Regions from separate parts of the Homo sapiens genome. Here regions 2 and 3 are each linked to region 1. The links are chromatin contacts, found by Hi-C or POLR2A ChIA-PET in ENCODE. All regions are on one chromosome and are shown on one strand. The core of a region is the stretch at or near the end of the contact, and the rest is flanking DNA. Distances in the headings are between cores, read along the strand shown.

Region 1 (2,533 bases), core at 22-2,521:
CCCTCCTCTACCCATAGCACACAGCTGCCACCTCTCTGGGTTGCCCATGCCTGACGGTGGGTGTGTGAGGTGTGGGGAGAGGCATCTCTGCCCAAATTTGTAGCCAGAGAGCAGAGGAAGTGAAGTTGGTGGGAGGCGGTGAGGAAGGCAGGGAGAAAGAAAGGAGGTGGTGTTGAGGAAGCTAGCATGGCTTCTGCCCAGCTCTGTCATGGTTTGCAGGTGCGCGCTCTCTCTCTCTCTCTCTCTCTCTCTCTCTTTAAAGACAAATTCTCACTCTGTACCCAGGTTAGAGTTCAGTGGCACCATCTTAGCTCACTGTAGCCTTGGCTTCCTGGGCTCAAGCAATCCTCCCATCCCAGCCCCCCGAATAACTGGAAACACAGGTATGCACAACCATGCCTGGCTAATTTGTTAATTTTTGTAGAGGCAGGGTCTCGCTGTCTTGCCCAGGCTGGTCTTGAACTCCTGGGCTCAAGTGATCCTCCCACCTCGGCCTCCCAAAGTGCTAGGATAACAGGTGTGAGCCACTGTGCCAGGCCTTTTGCAGGCTATTTGATGTCTGCATTGGATACTTGGGGTCAGGCTCAATGCCTGGAAGTCATTTAGTGTCATTCTGCTGTGCTCTATTACTTTAAGCATTCACAAGCCTTTCCACACTCTCACTTCTTGATAGGAGGAGTGTCTAGGAATTGTTTTCAAAATGCTGTATTTGCATACAGAGAAATGTGTAGTTCAGTGAGTTTTGACAGATGCATGCACCTGTGTGACCCACATTCCTATCAAGATATAGAATAGTTCCATCCCCAGAAAGTTCCCTCATGCTTCTTTCCAGTTAGTGCTCACCTCCAGGCAACTACAATTCTGATTTTTTAAAATCATTTATTAGTTTTGCCCATTCTAAGATGTAATATAAATGGATTCATATAGTATTTATATACAGTTGATCTTCATTATCCACAGATTCTGTATTTGTGAATCAGCTTACTTGCTAAAATTTATTTGTAACCCCAAAATTAATACTCACAGTTCTTTTGTGATCATTCACAGATATAACAGAGTGCTGAAAAGTTTGAGTCCCCTGACGCCTATCTTCCCAGCTGAAGTCGAACAAGGCAACGCTCCGCCTTCTTGTTTCAGGTCATGCAGTAAACAGGTGTCCTTTTCATGGTCTATTTAGTGCCATGGTTTTTGCATTTTTGTGGTTTTTGTTGATGATTTTGCTGTTTCAAATGGCCCCCAGGCACAGTGCTGGAGTGCTTTCTAGTGTTCCTAAGAGCAAGAGGGCTGTGATGTGCTTTACAACGAGAATATGTATGAGAGAAGCTTTCTTCAGGCACGAGCTACAGGGCTGTTGGCTGAGGGTTCGATGTTAATGAATCAACAATATATACTAAGGAAGGTGTCTCTAAATAGAAGCACACATAAAACAAGGTCATATATTCATCAGTTGATGAAAGTGTTGTGGTCAGAAGTTTTCAGAAACCTAACCCTGTATTTCTGCCAGAAGCAGTGGTTCAGTATTGACTGATTCAGTATTCTTGCCAAATAATGAGAATCAACTATAGTACTCCTTTGTCCAGCTTATTTCACTCAGATAATATCTGTGAAATTCAGCTATGCTGTTGCATTATCAACTGGGCTTTTTGCATTATCAATTGTGCTTTTGTTTTACTGCTGAGTAATATTACATTGTATGGATACACCACAAGATTTGTTTTTCCATTTCCCTGTTGAGGTTTTTTTTTTTTTTTCATTTTTGGCTATTATGAATAAGTCTGTTAGGATTGTTTTTGTGTAAGACTTTGGGTTTTTTTTTTGTTTGTTTTTTTCTTTTGTAAATATGGGATCTCGCTATGTTGTCCAGGTTGGTTTTGAACTCCTGGCTTCAAGTGATTCTCCTGCCTTGGCCTCCTAAAGTGCTGGAATTATAGGCATGAGCCACTGCACCTTATATGTACAAGTCTTTGTATAGACACAGGCTTTCGTTTCTCTTGGGTAAATACCTAGGAGTAGAATTGCTGGATCATGGAGTAGGTGTATGTATAACTTTTTTAGCAACTGCCAAAAACTTTTCCAAAGTGGCCGTGCCACTTAGCATTCCCACAGCAGTGTGAAAGTTCCTCTGATTCTCCAGCTGTTTTTAGAATTTCTTGGGGGCCCTGCTTTACTTGTTGCTTTCTAAGCCACCTGTTCTCTGAGCTGGCAACGCTTGGCTGATACCCTCCCAATTTCCTCTGTTAAAATATTATCTTCACAAGATATTTTATTCCTTTCTTGATAGTGATGGGCTGTGAGCCCATCACTATTTTACTTTGCTTCTTTGCTCTCTTAAGAGTTTGATTTAAAAAACATTTTTTTGTTTTTGCTTTTACCAGTTTTCTCTAGTACAGAAATCCTCTTAGGCTGGGCACAGTGGCTCATGCTTGTCATCCCAGCACTTTGGGAGGCCGAGGCGGGTGGATCACGAGGTCAGGAGATCGAGACCATCCTGGCTAACATGGTGAAACCCAGCCTCTACAACAAATATAAAAAA
Region 2 (2,533 bases), core at 25-2,524, 580 kb before region 1:
TCCTGTCTTCTCTCTTGCAGTCTCAGCTCTATCCACTCAGCCCCACCCTACCAGCCCTCAGGAGAACTGACCCTGCAAAAGGCACTTGGCAGGCCCTGGAAGCTTGCTTGGGCTGTTTGGGTAGGGATTTGGGGCCCTGGGTACATGAAGTGTGGCCTAGGCTGTAGGTGGGCAGGTGCCCTGGCCCTGCAAGCTGCTTGATCTTAGGGAGGGGCATGGAGGAAGGAGAACCAGAGCAGGTGGCTGTGGCTGGGCTCCCTGGGAAGCTGACTCTGAGACAGAGCTAATTTGTTAGGGTGAGCCCTAGGAGCCACACATGTGGGGGCGGGGGGAAGAGGAAGTGGGCAGAGGGAGAGCTGAGCTGCAGTGCAGGCACCAGGCCAGCCTCTGTGACCCAAGGAGATGGGGTGGGTAAAGGCCAGAAATGACTGAGGTGGAGGCCTGGGAAGGGGTGTCAGCTGGGGCTGGGTGCTTCTGTAGCACAAGGGCTGCCTTTTCTCCCAGCCGCGGGAGCACCAAGACCTCCTGAGTGGGGATCTGGATCTGTACATTAGTGGCCACCACAGCCAGGTCCTCAAAGTGCATGAACCATCAGGACCCCTTTTGCCTGGGTCTAAGGGGCTGTCAGGACTGATGGGATAAACGGGATGGGATGGAGGACGGTGGGCTTGGCCTGGGCGGTTGGCTCTTTGCCTGGGGAACAGGGGGACCTTCGGTGACAGCCATTTCTCCCCACTCCCAGTCTGCCTGAAGGGGACCAAGGTGCACATGAAATGCTTTCTGGCCTTCACCCAGACGAAGACCTTCCACGAGGCCAGCGAGGACTGCATCTCGCGCGGGGGCACCCTGGGCACCCCTCAGACTGGCTCGGAGAACGACGCCCTGTATGAGTACCTGCGCCAGAGCGTGGGCAACGAGGCCGAGATCTGGCTGGGCCTCAACGACATGGCGGCCGAGGGCACCTGGGTGGACATGACCGGCGCCCGCATCGCCTACAAGAACTGGGAGACTGAGATCACCGCGCAACCCGATGGCGGCAAGACCGAGAACTGCGCGGTCCTGTCAGGCGCGGCCAACGGCAAGTGGTTCGACAAGCGCTGCCGCGATCAGCTGCCCTACATCTGCCAGTTCGGGATCGTGTAGCCGGCGGGGCGGGGGCCGTGGGGGGCCTGGAGGAGGGCAGGGGCCGCGGGAGGCCGGGAGGAGGGTGGGGACCTTGCAGCCCCCATCCTCTCCGTGCGCTTGGAGCCTCTTTTTGCAAATAAAGTTGGTGCAGCTTCGCGGAGAGGAGAGGCGCTGCAGTCTGTGCTGTGTCCGCGGGGCGGGGAGGAGGTCCCAGGAGCCGGTTCGAAAGCTCCCTCCGTGATGAAGTAGGCGAGAAGGGAGGAGGTGAAGGAGGGCGAGCTGAGCACACGCGCTTCATGCCACAGGAGGGTGGGAATGAGCGGAGGACTGAGGAGAGGAAGGAGGGAAAGAATAGGGAGATGAAAACGCCCCGGTCTGCTGCTAAGCACAGCACAGTTACCAAAGCCAGGAAACTAACACTGACACGATATTTTATTTACGTTACAGCTCTATTCAAAGCTCCAGGCTTCTTTTTGTAGAATCGTTTCCATCTGCTGGAATCCAGCATCGCCCCCACCCCCCGCCCCATTTCTAGGGGGATGCCCCCACTGCTGACCTCTCCTGCTGTAGATCTATTTCTGGGAGGCACTGACATGCTGACTCTTGCTATGGGGTCGGCGGGGAGTGGGGAGCTGGGCATTCCCCTTCTTCCTCAGGACATCCCGGGAGCCAAATACGACGGCCAGCACTGCCCGACCCGTGCGTCCTTTTCCTTCCCACTCTTCACAGAAAGCTGCTCAGGGGTCCAGGCGCAGGCATTTTAAATACGTTGTCTTATTTCACGTGATCCACCCAGGACAAGCTGTGCTATTATCACCATTTAAAATAAGCAAAGTGAGTTGAAACTCAGGGAGGTTTGGGGACTTCCACTGGTCCTGAAGCTGGTAAGTAGCAGAGCCGGGATTTAACCCAGGGCTGTTTCCAAAGGCCTTGGCCTTTCCACCACCACTGCAATGCTTGCTTCGTGTGGCCAGAACGTCACTGAAATAAAACATCAGAGAAGTGGCCCAGTGGTCCTCAGAGGCTGTTGGCCAGCTCTTGGCCTGACCTGGCCCACCCAGCCATCGTGGGCCTGGCTCTAGTGACCCCTCCTGGGGGAGTCTTCCTTATCCTTCAGCCACCGCCAGTGCTCCACTGTCTGGGCTTCTGCAGTAACTTTTTCTCTCTGGTTGTCTTCTAGTGTGTCTCGCCTTCAGTAATAATAAGTGGATGATAGTTTGATTTGATCGATTGAGATGGGGTGGTTGGGGGAGGCAGCTTACAGAGAATTATGTACGTACTTCATGCCAGGCAGCCTGTTCCTCATCATCACAGAAAGGACCTCTTGAAATTCAACAATTTCAACGATTGTTGGAGGAGGTGATGAGATCCATTGGCATAAGCCCAGAAACTGCTTCAGAAGAGTGAT
Region 3 (2,533 bases), core at 21-2,520, 570 kb after region 1:
GCATAGTACCCGATAAGTATTTTTTTCTGAACTTTTCCCTCCTCCCACCCTCCACCTTCAAGTAGGCCCCAGTGTCTGTTGTTCCCCTCTTTGTGTCCATGTGTTTTTATTATTTAGCTTCCACTTATAAGTGAGAGCATGCATCTATCTTTGATTGTTTTTTTACAATTGAGTTATACAAGCACTCTCTAAATTCTGGTACCAGCTTTTTATCATAAATGTGTTTTGCAAATATTTCTCCCAGTGTTTTTCCTGTCCTTCCATTTTCTTAATGGTATCTTTTGAAGTGCAAGGTTTTCAATTTTGATGAGGTCTATTTTATCAATTTTTTCATTTATAAATCACATTTTTAAAAGAAATCTGTCTGGCCCAAAGTCCTAAAGATTTACTTCTATGTTTACTTCTAAAAGTTTAATTGTTTCAACTCTTACATTTAAGTCTATGATTTGTTTTCAGTTAATTTTTGTGCATGGTGTGAGGTGAGGGTCCAAGGTCATTTTTTTTGCATACACATAGTTATATTATGAAATGTTTTTCTAGAAGTTAATATGATAATAGCTTAATATTTTATTTTATGAACATACTATAAACAGTGAGGTCCTGGTAAATATTTGACAATCATCTCTTTTAAAAAAGCCCTGATTTGTAGTATTTGCCAATTTCCCTGTGTAAATATTCCAACAGTGTTTAATTTAAAGCTACTACATGACATAACATATGGAGTTGGGAAGAAGTCACACCATTGATTCTTATGAATTGCTACAAGCTGGCTCTAGCATATCACTAAATCAATTTAACCAATCTCCTGGGTTTTTGTTTTATTTTTGTTTGCTTCTTGTTTTTCTCTCTTTTACCCTCAATATATACAAAAGATGCAAAAAAGAAACAAAAAGCAGAAACAGTCTATTTTATTCATCGCTATAAATGAATGCTGTATCTCTAGGGAGTTTCTAGTTCTCTCTCCTTAGGAACACAGCTGTGGGCAACATCCTTGAAGCCTTTCTGTGGTCACATTTAGTAGTGTCTATCACATTTACTTTCAGACAACCCCCTCGCCAGCCTTGCTTCCTTTTAATGATAAAGAAAATCAAGTTTTGACAAATAGAGTATAAAGCAGCTTGAACTTCTGCAATTTTGCAAAAACACATATACAAAATTTAAATTATAGAGGTGACTTCCCCCCCTTTTTTTTCTCCCTCTCAAGAACCAAGTATAGAATTAAGCAAATGCTGAGGAGGAAAATAGTTGTCTTGACAGGCAGTGGAAGTCAAGTGTGAATGGCCACAATGTGTCAGCTTCCTGAAAGTGTCTTGTACATAAGAGTACTGCAAAGAAATCACTGGAGTGTGACACTGTTTCAGATAAATATATCTGATCTTCCTTTCGAGGAAATCTTGTAAGAAGTGCAAATAAAACTAGGGGGCCACTTTGGATCAGATGCTTTTTTTTTTTTTTTGAGGGAGGGTCTCACTCTGTCACCCACACTGGAGTGCAGTGGTGTGATCATGGCGCACTGCAGCCTCGACCTCCAGGGCTCAAACAATCCTCCCATCTCAGCCTCCTGAATAGCTGGGACTACAGGTGTGCACCACCATGAGTGACTCATTTTTGTATTTTTTGTAGAGACAGGGTTTTGCCATGTTGCCCAAGTTGGTCTCAAACTCTTGGGCTCTCAAAATGCTGAGATGATAGGCATGAGCCCCCATGCCTGGCCAATAGATATTTTTAATAAGTAGTTATTAGATGCCTATCTGTAGCTCTGTGGAGCCCACATAGCTTTATCCACATTGTTACAAATGGGAAGCAGCAGAGGCCTGGGATCTGGGAGAGCAGTGAGCCATGGGGGATTTGGAGGAGAAAGGGCACTAAGTTGTATGGGGATAAGAGGGTTTTGAGCAACTGTCACTATTTGGCAAGACCTTTATTCAATATAATTACCATTATTTAAAGTACCCCTTTCTATTACTATGAAAAGTGAGGCTCAGAGAGATGTGAAAGTGCTTACACAGGGACTTCTGGCTTACAAATACCTGCTTTTTAAACTCTGTGCTCAGAGTGTGCATTGGGAGTCACCTCATGAAGTGGAGACTCAAGCTCAGTGACTCATCACAGCCTCCTGCTCTGGCCCCATGTCCCAGTCAGCCCACTCACTGCCCCATGCTCCCCCTCTCACTCCTGCTCCCCTGCACATGACGGGAGTCATACTAACCTTTGTGCAGGTCCCAGAGAGAGTCATGCTTCTGGCCTTCATTCACTCCACACCCTTACCCCGGAATGTTCATCCCACTGTGTTCTTCTAAGAAGCAACTGCTCATCTTTTTCTTTTCTCTGTCTCCTTCTCACTCTCTTTCCCCAACTTTCCCCCCATTAGACTTCTTCTCCTTCTTGCCCTTTCTCCTTCCTTTCTTTCTTTTCACAAAGAATAGTTTTTCTTATGATGTGGCCATTTTAAAAGTTGGATAGGCCAGCCTGGTGGCTCATGCCTGTAATCCCAGCACTTTGGGAGGCCAAGGCAGGAGTATCCCTTGAGGCC

What was found. A loop is a pair of places that touch in the nucleus more often than their neighbours do. ChIA-PET counts read pairs that join two places held with the same protein, here RNA polymerase II (POLR2A). Pooled maps may share reads with other maps.
Region 2: a pooled map shows a loop between it and region 1 (3-fold over the local background). The contact joins two enhancer-like sites. A Hi-C loop is called at or near these places in 3 of 50 pooled maps. POLR2A ChIA-PET finds 5 or more read pairs at or near these places in 2 of 52 experiments (H1 and activated T-cell).
Region 3: a loop to region 1 is called in a map with no recorded cell type, with 10 times the contacts of the local background. The contact joins two enhancer-like sites. A Hi-C loop is called at or near these places in 4 of 37 single-sample maps with no recorded cell type and 3 of 50 pooled maps.

The regions. Positions count from the first base shown.
Region 1 is chr3:45,611,845-45,614,377 of GRCh38, forward strand. The region is part of intron 1 of LIMD1 (LIM domain containing 1); the gene reads left to right. Among named protein-coding and RNA genes, the nearest start is that of LIMD1, 18 kb to the left of the region's middle. RefSeq lists an enhancer at 1,005-1,054. Within about 2 kb of position 1,272, at least 6 of the 41 ENCODE cell types and tissues checked have a DNase peak (open chromatin) inside an H3K27ac peak, as active enhancers do.
Region 2 is chr3:45,034,782-45,037,314 of GRCh38, forward strand. CLEC3B (C-type lectin domain family 3 member B) reads left to right here. Exons shown (of 3, transcript NM_003278.3): 3 at 743-1,290. The coding sequence ends at 1,143. Among named protein-coding and RNA genes, the nearest start is that of CLEC3B, 9.7 kb to the left of the region's middle. RefSeq lists enhancers at 1-315, 195-264, 316-963, 435-494. Within about 2 kb of position 1,275, at least 21 of the 41 ENCODE cell types and tissues checked have a DNase peak (open chromatin) inside an H3K27ac peak, as active enhancers do.
Region 3 is chr3:46,185,946-46,188,478 of GRCh38, forward strand. The region is part of intron 1 of LOC105377067 (a long non-coding RNA gene); the gene reads left to right. Among named protein-coding and RNA genes, the nearest start is that of CCR1, 21 kb to the right of the region's middle. RefSeq lists an enhancer at 1,594-1,733. Within about 2 kb of position 1,271, at least 3 of the 41 ENCODE cell types and tissues checked have a DNase peak (open chromatin) inside an H3K27ac peak, as active enhancers do.